Linked DNA regions of Homo sapiens: region 2 is linked to region 1. A link is an interaction called in ENCODE POLR2A ChIA-PET data of the cell type or tissue named here. Cell type or tissue: Caco-2. All regions are shown on one strand. Links, peaks and the distances in the headings refer to the core of each region. The heading gives the core; the rest is flanking DNA.

What was found. Peaks named below come from ENCODE experiments on the same cell type or tissue, not always from the same donor. Only the 100,000 strongest peaks of a DNase experiment are listed, where the experiment ranks them.
Region 2: POLR2A ChIA-PET joins it to region 1 with 6 read pairs; 4 of 35 experiments call an interaction of 5 or more read pairs at or near these places.

What each region holds. Positions count from the first base shown.
Region 1 is chr18:2,820,974-2,829,982 of GRCh38, forward strand. No RefSeq gene overlaps it. Among named protein-coding and RNA genes, the nearest start is that of EMILIN2, 22 kb to the right of the region's middle. In Caco-2, for the core only: no CTCF peak of the experiment used is centred there; DNase peaks (open chromatin) are centred at 4,138 and 4,828.
Region 2 is chr18:2,928,323-2,934,076 of GRCh38, forward strand. It overlaps LPIN2 (lipin 2), which reads right to left. Exons shown (of 20, transcript NM_001375808.2): 9 at 2,934-3,121; 10 at 743-836; 11 at 269-338. Among named protein-coding and RNA genes, the nearest start is that of LPIN2-AS2, 36 kb to the right of the region's middle. In Caco-2, for the core only: CTCF peaks have their summits at 4,045 (motif pointing right) and 4,254; no DNase peak of the experiment used is centred there.

The DNA.
Region 1 (9,009 bases), core at 3,881-6,380:
TTTATTATGGGAATTGGCTCATGCAATTATGAAGCCTGAAAAGTCCCACAAGATGCCACCTACAGTCTGGAAACACAGGAAAGCCAGTGGTATCATTTATTCCAAGTCTGAAGTCCTGAGAACCAGGGGAGACAATGGTGTCACTCCCACTCCATACACAAGACCTGAGAACCAGGGAGGCTGCTGATGTATGTCCTGGGGGCGTCCAAAGTCCCAAGACTCAAGAGGTCCCATCTCCAAGGGTGAGAGAAGATGGATGTCCCAGCTCAAGGAGAAAAAGAGAGAGAAAAGAAAGAGAGAGAGAGAGACAGACAGAGAGAGAGAGTGAGGGAAAAAAAAGAGAGTTTGCCTATTTTTTTCTATTTGTTCCTTCAAGGGACCAGATGATGCCCACCCAGCACATAGTTCTTTACCAGGTAGGCTGACCCCCCAGGGGGGTCATTCCTGAAGGGTCCGTGTCATTAGTCATGCCTGGATTGGGCTGTTGTTTTTCCATTGGTTTAATCACTGAGCACGGTAGTACCAACAGATGCCCTAATGGATCTCCTGTATTCTAGACATACTCTTCCCCACCTCCATGGTGGAGTAGTGTCCAATTTCCCCTTTGTACCCTGGATCAATCACCCCAGCCAGCACCGTAACTCCTTTCTGGACCTGTTGACTCAGAGGCATGAGGAGTCCAACGTGGCCAGATGGCAGTCTTAACTTCCAGCTCAGTGAAAGCATTGTTGTGTCTCCTGGTGGAAACACTACCCCCTTTGGAACCAAGGCTTCTGGGCCAGCAGAGGAAAAAGTTGTAGGAACAGGAAACAAAAATTGTGCTAGTGGATCACTAGGAGTAATCCCAGCCACCAGAGAAACAGCACTGTATATTGGACGCTGATTCGGAGCATATACAGCCTTCTGGAGAAACTTGCCCCAGGCCTGCAAGGTACTGCCACCTAGCTGGCCCTGTAACTGAGTTTTCCACAGGATATTTCACCATTCTGTCAAGCCAGCTGTTTCAGGACAGTGGGTAATAGGGTAAGACCAGTGAATTTAATGAGCATGAGCCCACTGCCACACATCTTTGGTGAGTTCTTTGGTCAGAAGCAATGCTGTGTGGCATGCCTTGATGGAAGATAAGGCATTCTGTAAGTCCTCAGATGGTAGTTTTGGCAGGAGCATTGCATGTTGGGGAGGCAAATCCATATTCGGAGTAAGTGTCTATCCTAGTAAGAAGAAAACATTCCTCTTTTCATGATGAAGCGGTCCAATGTAATCAATCTGCCACCAAGTAGCTGGCTGACCATCTTGGAGAAGAGTGCCGTATCAGGGGTTCAGTGTTGACTTCTGGCAGGTTGGGCAGTAGCAGTGGCTATAGCCAGGATGGCCTTGGTGAGTGGAAGTCCATGTTGCTAATGTATAACCTGCCTTTATGGCATTATGGCATTATTCCATTATATGCCATTATACATTATGCCATGTATAACCTGCCATTATGGGCTGGGTGTGGTGGCTCACACCTATAATCCCACCACTTTGGGAGGCTGAGGCAGGAGGATCACTTGAACCCAAGAATTCAAGACCAGCCCGGGCAATATGGTGAGATCTTCTCTCTACAAAAATAAAAAAAAATAAATAGCCAGGTGTGGTGGCACAGGCCTGGGGTTCCAGGTACTCAGGAGACGGAGGCAGGAGGATTGCATGAGCTCAGGAGGTGGAGGCTGTAGTGAGTCATGGTCACACCGCCACACTCCAGCATGGGTGACAGTAAGTAAGTAAGTAAGCTCCAGCTGGGGCAACAACAGCAAAACTCTGTCTCAAAGAAAAAAAAAAAAAAAAAGACAGAAGGCTGGAATCTGCACTGCAAAAGAGGAAACTCAAGTGGCCAGTAAGCGAAGATATGCTCAACCTCATTATTAGGAATAATTAGGAATAAAGAAACAAGACCAGATGTATTTCAGGATACAAAATAAATATATAAAAATCAATTGTATTTCTATATGCCAGCATTAGTTAGAAAATTAAAAACTTTAAAATTGCAATCTACATAGAATTAAAGAAAAATATTACAAAAATATTATTTATAAAATAATCATAATCTTAACTAATAGCAATAGTTTTTTGAAGGGGAATATGAGAAAGAGGATTTTTTACAACCTGAGTTTAAAATGTGTATGGATATGCCAACCAATTGGATAAGCTAGATGAAATGGACACATTCCTAGAAATACACAACTTACTAAAACTCAATCATGAAGAAATTAGAAAATCTGAATACACCTTGTCCTAGTCAGCTTGGGCTACTATAACAAAATGCCACGAACTGTTCTGATTAGCAATCTCTCCCTCTCTCCCTCCCTTCTTTCTTTCCTTTCTTTTCTTTCTTTCCTTCCTTCCTTCCCTTCTCTTTCTTCCTTCCTTCCTTCCTTCCCTTCTCTTCCTTCCTTTCTTTTTCTTGCTTTCTTGCTCTTCCTTTCTTCCTTTCTTTTCCTTTCTCTCTTTTCTCTCCTTTCTCTCTTTCTCTTTTTTTCTTTGTTTCTTTGTCTTTCTTTTTTCAGGGTCTTGCTCTGTCACCCAGGCTGGAGTGCAGTAATACCATAACAGCTCACTGCAGCCATTACCTCCTGGGCTCAGGCAAACCGCCCACCTCAGCCACCTGAGTAGTTGGGACTACAGGTGGGCATCACCACACCCCACTAATTTTTGTATTTTTTTGTAGAGATGGAGTTTTACCATGTTGCCCAGGCTGGTTTTGAACTCCATGGCTCAAGCGATCCACCCACCTTGGCCTCCCAAAGTGCTGGGATTACAGGCGTGAGCCACGGCACCTAGCCAACAATTTCTTTCTTACAGTTCTGCAGATTGGAAGTCAGATTGGGATGCCAGCAGGGTTGGGTTCTTGCTGAGGGTCATTTTTCCAGTTTCAGAGAGCTGACCTCTCCCTGTATCCTTACATGACAGAAAGAGAGCTAGTTCTCTTCCTCTTCTTATAAGAGAACTGATCCCTCATGGGGGCTCCTGAGGACCTAATTACCTGCCAAAGGCTCCCACTGGTTAGTTTTGACATTTTTGAACTTCATAGAAATAAAAAATATATACTTTAATGGAAGAGTCTTCTCTAACTTGTTTCTTTCACTTAACATGCTTGTGAGATTCATTCATATTGATGTGCACATCAGTAGTCATCCATGTTCGCTGCTGTATAGTACTCCATAGTGTGGATGTACCACAATTTATCTATATTACTTTTTCTGTTTTGTTGTTTTGTTTTTGAGACAGAGTCTCACTCTGTCTCCCAGGCTGGAGTTCAGTGGTGTGAATTTAGCTCACTGTAACCTCTGCCTCCCAGGTTCAAGTGATTCTCATGCCTCGGCCTCCTGAGTAGCTGGGATTACAGGTGCATGCCACCACGCCTGGCTAATTTTTGTATTTTTAGTAGAGATGGGGTTTCATCATGTTGGCCACGCTGGTCTTGAACTCCTGACCTCAAGTGATCTGCCCACCTTGGCCTCCCAAAGTGCTGGGGTTACACCCATGAGCCACTGCACCCGGCCTTATCCATTTTACTTTTAATAAAGATTTCAGTTGTTTCTCATTTTGGCTATTGTAAACATCACTGGAACTTTTTTAATTTTTTTTGAGACAAGGTCTCACTCTGTCACCCAGGCTGGAGTGCAGTGGTGTGATTGCAGCTCACTGCAGCCTCAACCTCCTGGGCTCAAACGATCCTTCCACCTCAGCCTCCCAAGCAGTTGGAACCATAGGTGCATGCCACCATGCCCAGCTAATTTTTAAAATTTTTTTGTTGAGATGGGGTCTCACTATGTTGCCCAGGCTGAGTAACATTTTAATATAAGTCTCCTGGTGCACTTGTCCAAGATTTCCTTAAGGGTATATATATCTAGGGGTGCAATTGCTGGGTTTTAGAGTACACACCTGTTCAAATATACATAGTAATGCAGACTGTTTTCCAAAGTAGTTGGACCAGTTCAGACCCTATCTTCGTCTGTTTTGTGTTGCTTTAAAGGAATACCTGAGGCTGGGTTATTTATAAAGAAAAGAGGTTTATTGGGCTCATGGTTCTACCGGCTATACAAGAGGCGTGGCCCCAGCACTTACTTCTGATGAGGGCCTCAGGCTACTTCCTACTCATGGCAGAAGGCAAAGGGACACCAACATGTGCAGAGGTCACAAGGCAAGACAGGAAGCAGGAGAGTCGGCGAGTGCCAGGCTCCTTTTTAACAACCAGCAATCATGAGAACTAATAGAGTGAGAACTGACCCCCTTCCCCAGAGAGGGCAATAATCTATTCATGAGGGACCTGCCCCATGAACCAAACATCTCCCATTAGGCCCTTCTTCCAACCTTGGGGATCACATTTCAACATAAGATTTGGAGGGACAGAGGCCCAAATGATAGCGTACCCCTACCAGGAGCACATGACCGTTTCTCTCCATATTCTCACTGACACTGGGCATTGTCAGACTTGTAAATTTTTTTCCATCTGTCAGGCATGTAGCATGATCCGACTGTATTAGATATTAACTCATGAAGTAGGTATTAACTTGTACTTTCATGATTATTAATGAGGTTGAGCATATTGGCATTTATTGGCCATTTGAGTTTCGTATTTCTTTGAAGTGCAGATTCCAGTTTTTGTCTATTTTTCTATTGGATTGTTTGTCTTTTTCTTGTTGATTTGTCATTGTTGCTGATTTGCTAAGTTCCACCATAAATTCTTTCTCAGTTATTTGTTGTAACATCTGAGAGGGCCTGGAGGCACCGGAGAAGCTTCAAAGAAGGGCTGAGGACAGAGGTCTTGTAGGTGGAGCTGAAGTTCTCCAGGCAGCGAGGTTAGCCCTGCCATCCCACACAGAGGAGCAGCTTGGGCAAAGATTACACTGGCTGAAGGGCCTCCAATCACACGTAACTGGAAAGAGGTAGAAAGGAGAAAGAATTGCTTTCTCCACTCAGCTTTCTCAGGCAAATTCAATGTGTTTCTGGCTTGAACATTCCTGTTTTTGAAGACTGCTTACAATGTGGATAAAATGGATTTGTGTATCTCCAGTTGGGGCTTTAGCTCTGCCTGGAGTCTTTGAAGGCTTATCTCTGAGAAATTACCACAGATCTTTGGGGAGGAGAGTGGGGCAGATTGGAGGACAGCATCCTCTAAATGAAGTCATTTTCATGGTCAAGACTTGCTCCCTTTACCTTTTTTTTTTTTTTTGAGACAGAGTCTCGCTCTGTTGCCCAGGCTGGAGTGCAGTGGCATGATTTCAGCTCACTGCACCCTCAGCCTCTCGAGGTCAAGCGATTCTCTTGCCTCAGCCTCCTGAGAAGGTGCCTGCCACCATGCCCAGCTAATTTTTGTATTTTTAGTAGAGATGGGGTTTCACCATGTTGGCCAGGCTGGTCTCGAACTCCTGACCTCAAGTGATCTGCCTGCCTCAGCCTCCCAAAGTGCTCCTTTAAAATTCTGAAGTATCTTGAATAAGTATTTGGAACCCCAATCTAACAAGATCATTCATCATGAATCTGCCCTTCAAAAGATATAATTTATTTGTATTTCTCTGGGAATCATTTAGGAACAGCAGTTCAAAGCTTGAAATGGGTTTTCTTCTTTTGTTATCTCTCACAGTTGACAGATCTCTCTTGCTAAGCTGCGATTTGGCAGTGCTTGGCTCTTAATCCCAGCTATTTAAAAGTACAGTTAAGGAAAACTGTAATTCTGAGGCAATGCGTGTTTTGAAACCTTATTTGGCCTCTCATTATCTCATTCATTGGGGCGGGAAGCACTCAGGCTGGGGTCACATGCTTGGCCTAGGGAGAGGATGACTATTCTGTCCTCGGACTGACCGGGCCCTGGAGTCGGGCAGGGAAGGCTGAAAATAGTCATTTCTTGGCTGCATTGGTCAGGCAGGAGGGTCTCTGTAACACAGGGTCGCTGACAAGTGAGACGGAGACACAAGGTCCCCGGAGGTCGGCCTCAGCAGGGACAGTGCATGTGTTTGTAGGACAGTTGAGGAAGTCCTAAGCAAAGCTTTACAGAGCTTTAGATTGATTACAGTTGTTTACAATTGTTACAAGAGAAAACTAAAGTGTAGTCTTCTGTTCAAAGTTTGAATTTTCAACTCATTTCTGAGTTAGCATTCCTGGATCTTAGTTCTCATCGAAATCAAGCATCACTTTCCCCCTGTATATTATTATGTTAATTTGGTCAACTGTCTTGTAAAAGTCAGATGCCTGTCTGCTTGTTCTCACTCATTTGACCTATGTGATTAAACAAGTATTATGCACCAGGAACTGTGCCAGGCATAGGGATAAAATATGAATAAGACAAATAAGAAACAAGCTTTTCCTCTGATGAGTCTTTGTTCAAAGCTAATAGCTGGGGCTTGGTTCGGTGGCTCACTCCTGTAATGTCAGCACTTTGGGAGGCCAAGGCGGGCGGATCACATGAGGCCAGGAGTTCGAGACCAGCCTGGTCAACATGGTGAAAACCTGTCTCTACTAAAAATACAAAAATTAGCTGGGTGTGGTGGCACACACCTGTAGCCCCAGATACTCAGGAGACTGAGGCAGGAGAATCGTTTGAACCCAGGAGGCGGAGATTGCAGTGAACTGAGATTGCATCACTGCACTCCAGCCTAAATGAAAGAGCAAGATTCTGCTTAAAAAAAAAAAAAAAAAGTAACAGGAGGGCACAGCGATTCACACCTATCATCCCGGCCCTTTGGGAGGCTGAGGCAGGAGGATCACTCGAGGCCAGGAGTTGGAAGCCAGCCTGGGCACTATAGCAAGACACCATCTTTATTAAAAAAAAAAAAAAAAAAAGGAAAAACTGGTGTTGGGGGTCAGAACGGATGTGACTTTGGGGTACTGTTGATAACTGGAAGGAGCCACAAGGGGCTTTCCAGGGGTGGTCGTGTTTTGCTTCATGATCCTGATGCTGGTTCCATGGCTATGTTCACTTTGTGAAAATTCACTGGGCTGATTATCTATGATGTTGCCCAGGCTGGGTACCATTTTAATATAAGTCTCCTGGTGCACTTGTCCAAGATTTCCTTAAGGGTATATATATCTAGGGGTGCAATTGCTGGGTTTTAGAGTACACACCTGTTCAAATATAAATAGTAATGCAGACTGTTTTCCAAAGTAGTTGAACCAGTTCAGGCCCTATCTTAGTCTGTTTTGTGTTGCTTTAAAGGAATACCTGAGGCTGGGTAATTTGTAAAGAAAAGAGGTTTATTGGGCTCATGGTTCTACAGGCTGTACAAGAGGCAGCTGAGGTGAGAGGGTCACTTGAGCCAGGCATTCGAGGCTGCAATGAGCTGCGGTTGTGCCACTGCACTCCAGCCTGGGTGACAAAGCAAGACACAATCTCTTTTATTTTATTTTATTTTTTTTGAGGTGGAGTCTTGCTCTGTCACCCAGGCTGGAGTGCAGTGGCACGATCTCATCTGACTGCAAGCTCCGCCTCCCAGCTTCACACCATTCTCCTGCCCCAGCCTCCCAAGTAGCTGGGACTACAGGCGCCTGCCACCACGCCCGGCTAATTTTTTTGTATTTTTTTAGTAGAGATGGGGTTTCACCATGTTAGCCAGGATGGTCTCAATCTCCTGACCTTGTGATCTGCCTGCCTCGGCCTCCCAAAGTGCTGGGATTACAGGCGTGAGCCACCGCGCCTGGCCCAACACCATCTCTTAAAACGAAAAAAATCATCACATGATTTGAACTTGGAACTTTCTGACCTCAAAACTGTTTAAAAACCCTAAAAAAAATTCTCAAGCAGGGAAAATGAAAAAACTAAAACAACATAAACATGCTATGGACAGATCAAAGCTGCTACTATCTTTTGACTAATGGAAAAAGCAAGGTGAAATGAGCGTTTCCTGTTTAGAGAGTGTCGAGGGGTCAAGGAGGACCCTGCCTTCATATTCTATTGCACTCTTACAAGTTTTTCCCTAACTTTAAAAAACACAAAAACAAAGTATTTGATTTCTTGAATATTCTGAGGTTTTGCTTTCTAAAGGGTTTTTTGGGGGCAAAGTGATGCCAGGATTTCTGGGAAAAATAGAACATTAGAAAAAAAGATACTTTAATTTAGTTCCAATGTGTTGCAATCTTAAAAGAAACTTTCACTGCACTACTGGGGATTCCAATTTAATAAAGCTGTTTTTAAAATAAATGTCTGTGGGCCAGGAGTGGTGGCATGCACCTATAATCCTAGTTACTTGGGAGGCTGAGGCAGGGGGGATCATTTGAGCTTAGGAATTCAAGGCTGTAAGGAGCTATGATCATGCCACTGCACTCCAGCCTGGGTGACACAGCGAGACCCTGTCTCAATAAATATATTTGTGGATCATAGTTTTCTAATGTAAATATTATCAAAGTATAACATTCTCACCAAAAACCTAAGAGCCTGAGTAGCTGGGACTACAGGCACATGCCACCATGCCTGTCTATGTTGTTTTAGTCTTTTTTTGTTTTTGAGATGGAGTCTCGCTCTGACGCCTAGGCTGGAGTGTGGTGGCGTGATCTCAGCTCACTGTAACCTCCACCTCCTGGGTTCAAGTGATTCTCCCTCCTCAGCCTCCCAAGTAGCAGAGATTACAGGCACCCACCACCAAGCCCGGCTATTTTTTGTATTTTTTAGTAAAGATGGCATTTCACCATCTTGGCCAGGCTGATCTTGAACTCCTGACCTCATGGCGTGTGCCACTGTGCCTTGCTATGTTTTACTCTTTTTAAATAAAAATTGTTCTGGCTGGATGCAGTGGCTCACGCCTGTAATCCCGGCACTTGGGGACGCTGAGGCGGGCAGATCATGAGGTCAGGAGATCGAGACGATCCTGGCTAACATGGTGAAACCCCATCTCTACTAAAAATACAAAAAATTAGCCGGGTGTGGTGGCACATGCCTGTAGTCCCAGCTACTCGGGAGGCTGAGGCAGGAGAATCCCTTGAACTTGGGAGGCGGAGGTTGCCGTGAGCTAAGATTGCGCCACTGCACTCCAGCCTGGG
Region 2 (5,754 bases), core at 3,255-5,754, 110 kb after region 1:
AAAATCTCTCAACTTTTACAGACCATCAGAAACTAGTATTTATGTCTAATAAAAATGAAATAAAGAAGTGGCAGCCCTGCTAATTTCCCAGAGTTTGGGCATGAGATATTTTTAGTGGGTACATATGACTTTGATCTTTTATATTAAATATTAAGCTCAAGTAAAACTTTGAATAGTACCCAGTTCAGAAATATGCACATATGGATTTGTGTAAGTACTAGACACTGCGGATGCTTTCGGAAAGGCAGCAGATGGTGGATCGCCTCACCTTAGGCAAGCTCTTCTGGAATACTTGCAAGCTAAGGATCATGGGAGCTGCCAAAGCCCAGTTATAGTAACTGTGAGAAACAAAAATTGTGCAAAACCATTACACAGTGAAAGTGAGCAAGAGAGAGGGGAGGGAATCAGGGAGGGAGGGAGGAGGGAAGTGACATATAAAATTGCTTATTCTTTTCAATAAAGATGATCAGCTGAATTTTTTGTCACATGAATAACCTTCGCTTCAAGCACAACTTCTCTGAACAGAGAAGCCGTAAAATCTATCAAACAGAGTAACATTTCAATGCTTCTTTTAAAAATAAAATTGAAGCTTTACTTTCACTTCAAAGTCATTGCCCACTGGCTAATTTATATGAGATGACAAGTTTTATAAGAAGGAACACTTTTATAAGTAACAGTTAAAAATGGCACTTGTAAAAAAACTGCAAGAGTATTTAACAATTATAAAAGCAGGAGTATTTACCGATTATATATCCTTATTACAAGGTTAGGATTGTCTATAAGTCCAGGGTTTTCTGCAAATTCGTGATAAGTAATGATATGCTCCATGAATTTTTCTGCAATGTAAAATAATAATCAATTTGGTTAGAGATTACATAAATCCCTATATGAGATTATAATACTCTCTGCATTGCAGAAATTGAAGGCTAAAATCATCTGTCTAAAAAAACTAATTTTTGAATATTCATCAAAAGCAAAATGTCAGACGCTTTTTTTCCCCAGGACAAGAAAGAACACTTCTTTTCTATTCTCCTTTTCCACTGTCTCCCAGTGAAAACAAACAAACTAGTAAAAAGGGACATGACAGAGACTTTCAAAAAAAATACATACAGATGTGGCTAGAGAGGGACGGAAGACAGACACAGAAAGACAGACAGACACACACACACGAAAACTGTCGAAGTTCTATTCTCAGAGGAAGAAACTTTACTGACAGGCAACGGCATAACTGGGGAATATTCATAGGGGTCTTACAGCTTTAGCAAGCTACATTATATCAAAACATATCTTAAAATTGTTTGGGCCAGGCACAGTGGCTCACACCTATAATTCCAACACTCTGGGAGGCCGATGTGGGCCGATCACTTGAGGTCAGGAGTTAGGGACTAGCCTGGCCAATACGGTGAAAACCCATCTCTACTAAAAATACAAAAATAAGGCGGGTATGGTGGTGCCAACCTGTAATTCCAGCTACTTGGGAGGCTGAGGCAGGCGTGACAATCACTTGAACCCAGGAGATGGAGGTTGCAGTGAGCTGAGATGGTGCCACTGCACTCCAGCCTGGGTGACAGAGCAAGGCTCTGTCTTAAATAATAAAAACAACAACAAAAATTACATGTTACAATTGCTTGGAGAATTAAAAAAACAAAACAAGGCAAAACAAAAAAACCTAGAATTTGGCTCAAGGTCTGTGAAATAAATCCCAAGTTCTTGCAGAGTGAATGAGGGCTTCCCATGAATTTTTGTACCCTGTTCCTAAACCTGTATTCTCCTAGATCTAGGCTAACAGAGAAACTGCTCACTTGGATTGTTTCTCCAGGTAATGTGTGTATTACTTACATTTACTTGTCATTTCTGCCTCTTCCAATAAACTCTACTAGACTAAGTCACCAATATTTAAAACAAAGGTGTAACTTTTATATTTTACCTACATTTTGTATTTCGCATTCCCTCGCATATAATTTTTTAAACTGAACATTTAAGAGGATTACAGAAAGAATGTGACCTATTTAACTTAGTCCCTAGAATGAACCATTGGCCATAACACACTTTAAATTTCTTGCAAAATATAAAGCAAACAAACAATGAAGAGACAGGGAAGAGGCATAATGAGCTTCCTGTGACCCTGGAAAGGAAAGACTTCAGGAACACATGGTCCTGAGCCTCTGGCCATGCAGTCTGCCACATCACACCTTCAGTTCCTCTAAGGGAGAGGGAAGACAAAAGATGACACTAGTCACGGAAAGAAAATTTTCCCTTAGAAGAAAATCATACAGGGGCCACAGGCCAAACTGAGAAATACTAAGAGTTCAGTTTTAAAAGGAAGGTTAAAAAAAAATGCTGATGAATTGAGGACGGATGCACATGGCACTCAGCCCAGCCTATAGGCATCCTGACATGTCTGCTAAACTCCCTCCTGATTCCTGAGCAAGCTTTACTCTCGTAGGCCAACCCTCCAGCCTTATACAGAAAGTAATCCTCCTAATTTTTGCCAGAAAGACCACGTACTCAGTGGACAATCAATTTTCTACAACTTCAGGGCCCTATATTCATGTCTAAGGCCCAGTGCTTTCCAGAAGGGCAGCTGGGCCCCAGTTCCACAAATGTTTCTGTAACTTTACAGATGAGAAAACTGGTGCAGTGTGATGATCGCACCCTGGCAGCTCAGAAAACAGGGCGGCCTGATAACTCCCAACCTCTTAATTTGAAATTAGAGCCTTTAAGGGCACACTACCTCAAAGCCACTCCATAAAGAGGTGTCAATTAAGACCTTAAGTGAGGGTATAAGGGTCTGACATTACAGAACATACCTGTTACCTGCACAAGATCCCTAAAGAATGTAAATATCCTGAAATGGCTACACGGTAAGTTTTAACCAAGTGATGACCAGATTGCTCTCTGAAATGAAGATGGGGCACAAACACCCAACGTACCTTTTGAAATTTCTCCATTTTCACTGAGGCCCCCGCAAAGGGAGAGGGTAACGTCAGGCAAGTCCATGGCAGAATCTGAGAGGCACTCGGTGCCGCTATCTGCAGCTGCGCTTCCCACGGACTGTGGGGACTGGGAGCCAGAGAGTGTGTCAGACTCGGGCCACTGCCTGGAACCGGGCTCCGATTCACTGTGGACAGGGGATGGGGAAAAGATGTGCTTTATTACAACTCCTTGAATTCCTAGTTTACTGCATGGTTCTCTGGGGGCTCAAACCAAATAACACATCCGCTAAAAAGAACGGATGGACCTACAATCAGGCATAACTTTTCTTAGATAGGGTTTAGAATCATATCATAAATGACATGAAAGATAACCTAATATAGTACCAGTGAGAAATTAACTGTGAATATAGTAAATACGTCACAAAATCACCACGGTCATTCACAATAATGCAAACATTTCAACTGTGGCCTTTCTGATTTTTAATTAAAGGAGTAAAATAGTTATAAGTATTTATTTACATTTCCATGATGAAAATGACAGGGTAATTAAGAAAATCTGCTGTTTGGAAACCTTTGATCCTAACGTCCTAGAAAAAGCTGTGGCACTTTATACATCCTGTAGAAAATTACTGTAGTCCAAGGCTATATTCTTTAAAACCAAATCTTTTCTAAGTTCGCCTATTACCTCACAAAGAAGGAAGGAGAAATTAAACGAGCAAATTCTCTAGAGGCAAGACCCACCTAGAAAAAGAAATGTATTCAGAAATAAACTGGATGTAACTGTTATTCCAGGAGCTAAAGATGAGGTTACTGAATATTTTCATTTTTCAAGATAAGGCACAGAAGCCAGGTTTCAGAAGGTGATCAAGGGAAACCTTATGCAATGAAGTGTAAATTTGAGAAAGAATAATCATGAATGGCACAGCACCTTAAGTCTCACAGTCCCCAATGCTTACTACTCTATACCCTTTGAATAGGTATTTAATGTCACATTTGAGATATTGAGAATTTTCAAATTCACTTATTTTATTCAAAAAGCCAGTATTTTTATGTGAATTAAAAAAACAGTGACCCAGAGGTTTACTGGCTCTTTCAAACAAATCTCATCTTTGAGCAGTAGGTGGCAGCAGACTACAGATTATGTTTTAACTAGGTAACAGTTTCAAAACCTGTTTCCCATTTGAATCAACAAAAAAATTCAGGTTTTTGGATATTTTTTCCTCTTAATAGCCATGCACACTCATACCCACAAAATTGAGATTAACTGGACTGACAGAATGTTCTCACTGGAAACACAAAGTCAGCAGAACTGTTGTTATACTGGGAGTGAGGGGCAAGGCCAACCCTTCTGTGTTCACCACACCTGTCTCCTCTTTCTCCGGGGCACACGGCGAGGCCCCCTTGCAGTCAGGTGGGGCCACGTGAGCACATGACTGAGCCGTGAATATGGACGGAAGGCATACATGGTGCCCCTCCCCAGGGGCCCTCTCCTATGCGATGCTCATTCCTTTCTCTGCTGCCAGTAAACTCTGGACTCTGAGACCCTATGGGGATGGGAGAGCCTCAAGGTGAAAGGAGCCTGTGTTCCTGAATCCCTGTGGGCAAGGCCTCCCCCTAAACACCAACACAGAGCATTCTTCACAGGGGCAAGAAACAAAATTCCATCGTGGTAGGCCAACGAGATCAGGAGTTCCACCTCTACAGCAGCTAGTGTTACCCCAACCAGTAACAACAACATCTACACACATGGGGATGCCGTCTGACTCAGGATGCCACCAAATACAAAAGTGTGTGATTTATATTAAAGTTTAGTGATAATTACAAATACTGTAAATTTGGTAATGAAGATGCTAAGGATCATGACATGACTAATGCTTACATGGATTACAAGAGTCTCACTCACTATCTTTAAATATTTATGAAATGTTTCAAGAAATAGTTAATGAGGTAAGAAGCTTACTTAGTGCATGGACAGTGACTGTGAACAGTTAAATTACAGTAGAGTGGAGTAAGGTATCATCACCTTAGTTACTCTCCTCACTTTTTAAAAGAGAAACTAAGACATATACCGAAGGAATACCAATATAAATAAATGATTAAGGCCTGGGAAATGTGGGGGGAAAAGTGGTAATTCTATGACAGCTTATATTTGAACTTTCCTACTGTTAAAATAAAGCCGTTTCAGTTTTTTCACCTTAAAAAAATCCAACTATTACTTCAAATGAAGTAGATATGTTGAGATAAATTTAGGACAGAGCTAGAAAGGAGTTTTAAGAACTTTCCCAAAATACCTGTAAAAAATTTAAATAGCTTTATATCAATCCCATCTTTCTATTCCAAATAAAAAACAAAATATACTTTTCAGTAATTCATTTACAAGTGTTTAATTATGTGTGCCTATGGCTCAGTATATTCAAGTCATACTTTCCGTGGAGAAAAGTTGTTTTTTTCTAACCACAGAGTAGCAGTTTAACAGAATTCCCCTAAGAGTAGAAATGAACTTGGGAAGGCAGTCCAAGTGTATCATATTTGAGGCCCATATTTGAAGTAATTCAAAGGGAAAATGGTGCGGGACAGTGAGGGAGGCTGGGTGGCAGCTGTGGAGCTGCAGGGGATGTGGGGACACGGGGCGCGGGGGCAGTGCCCCACCAGACCCAGACCCGGTTCAGAAAAGGCTCAGGATCTCAGACTCCCAAGAAGTGAACACATTCTTTGGAAAACATTTTCAAATAAAGATGTGTTTCTTTTAAAACACATAATAAAATAAATGCTAAAAAATTTTCCCAAGCATGTTGAGTTTGTATTAACCACTACAGGA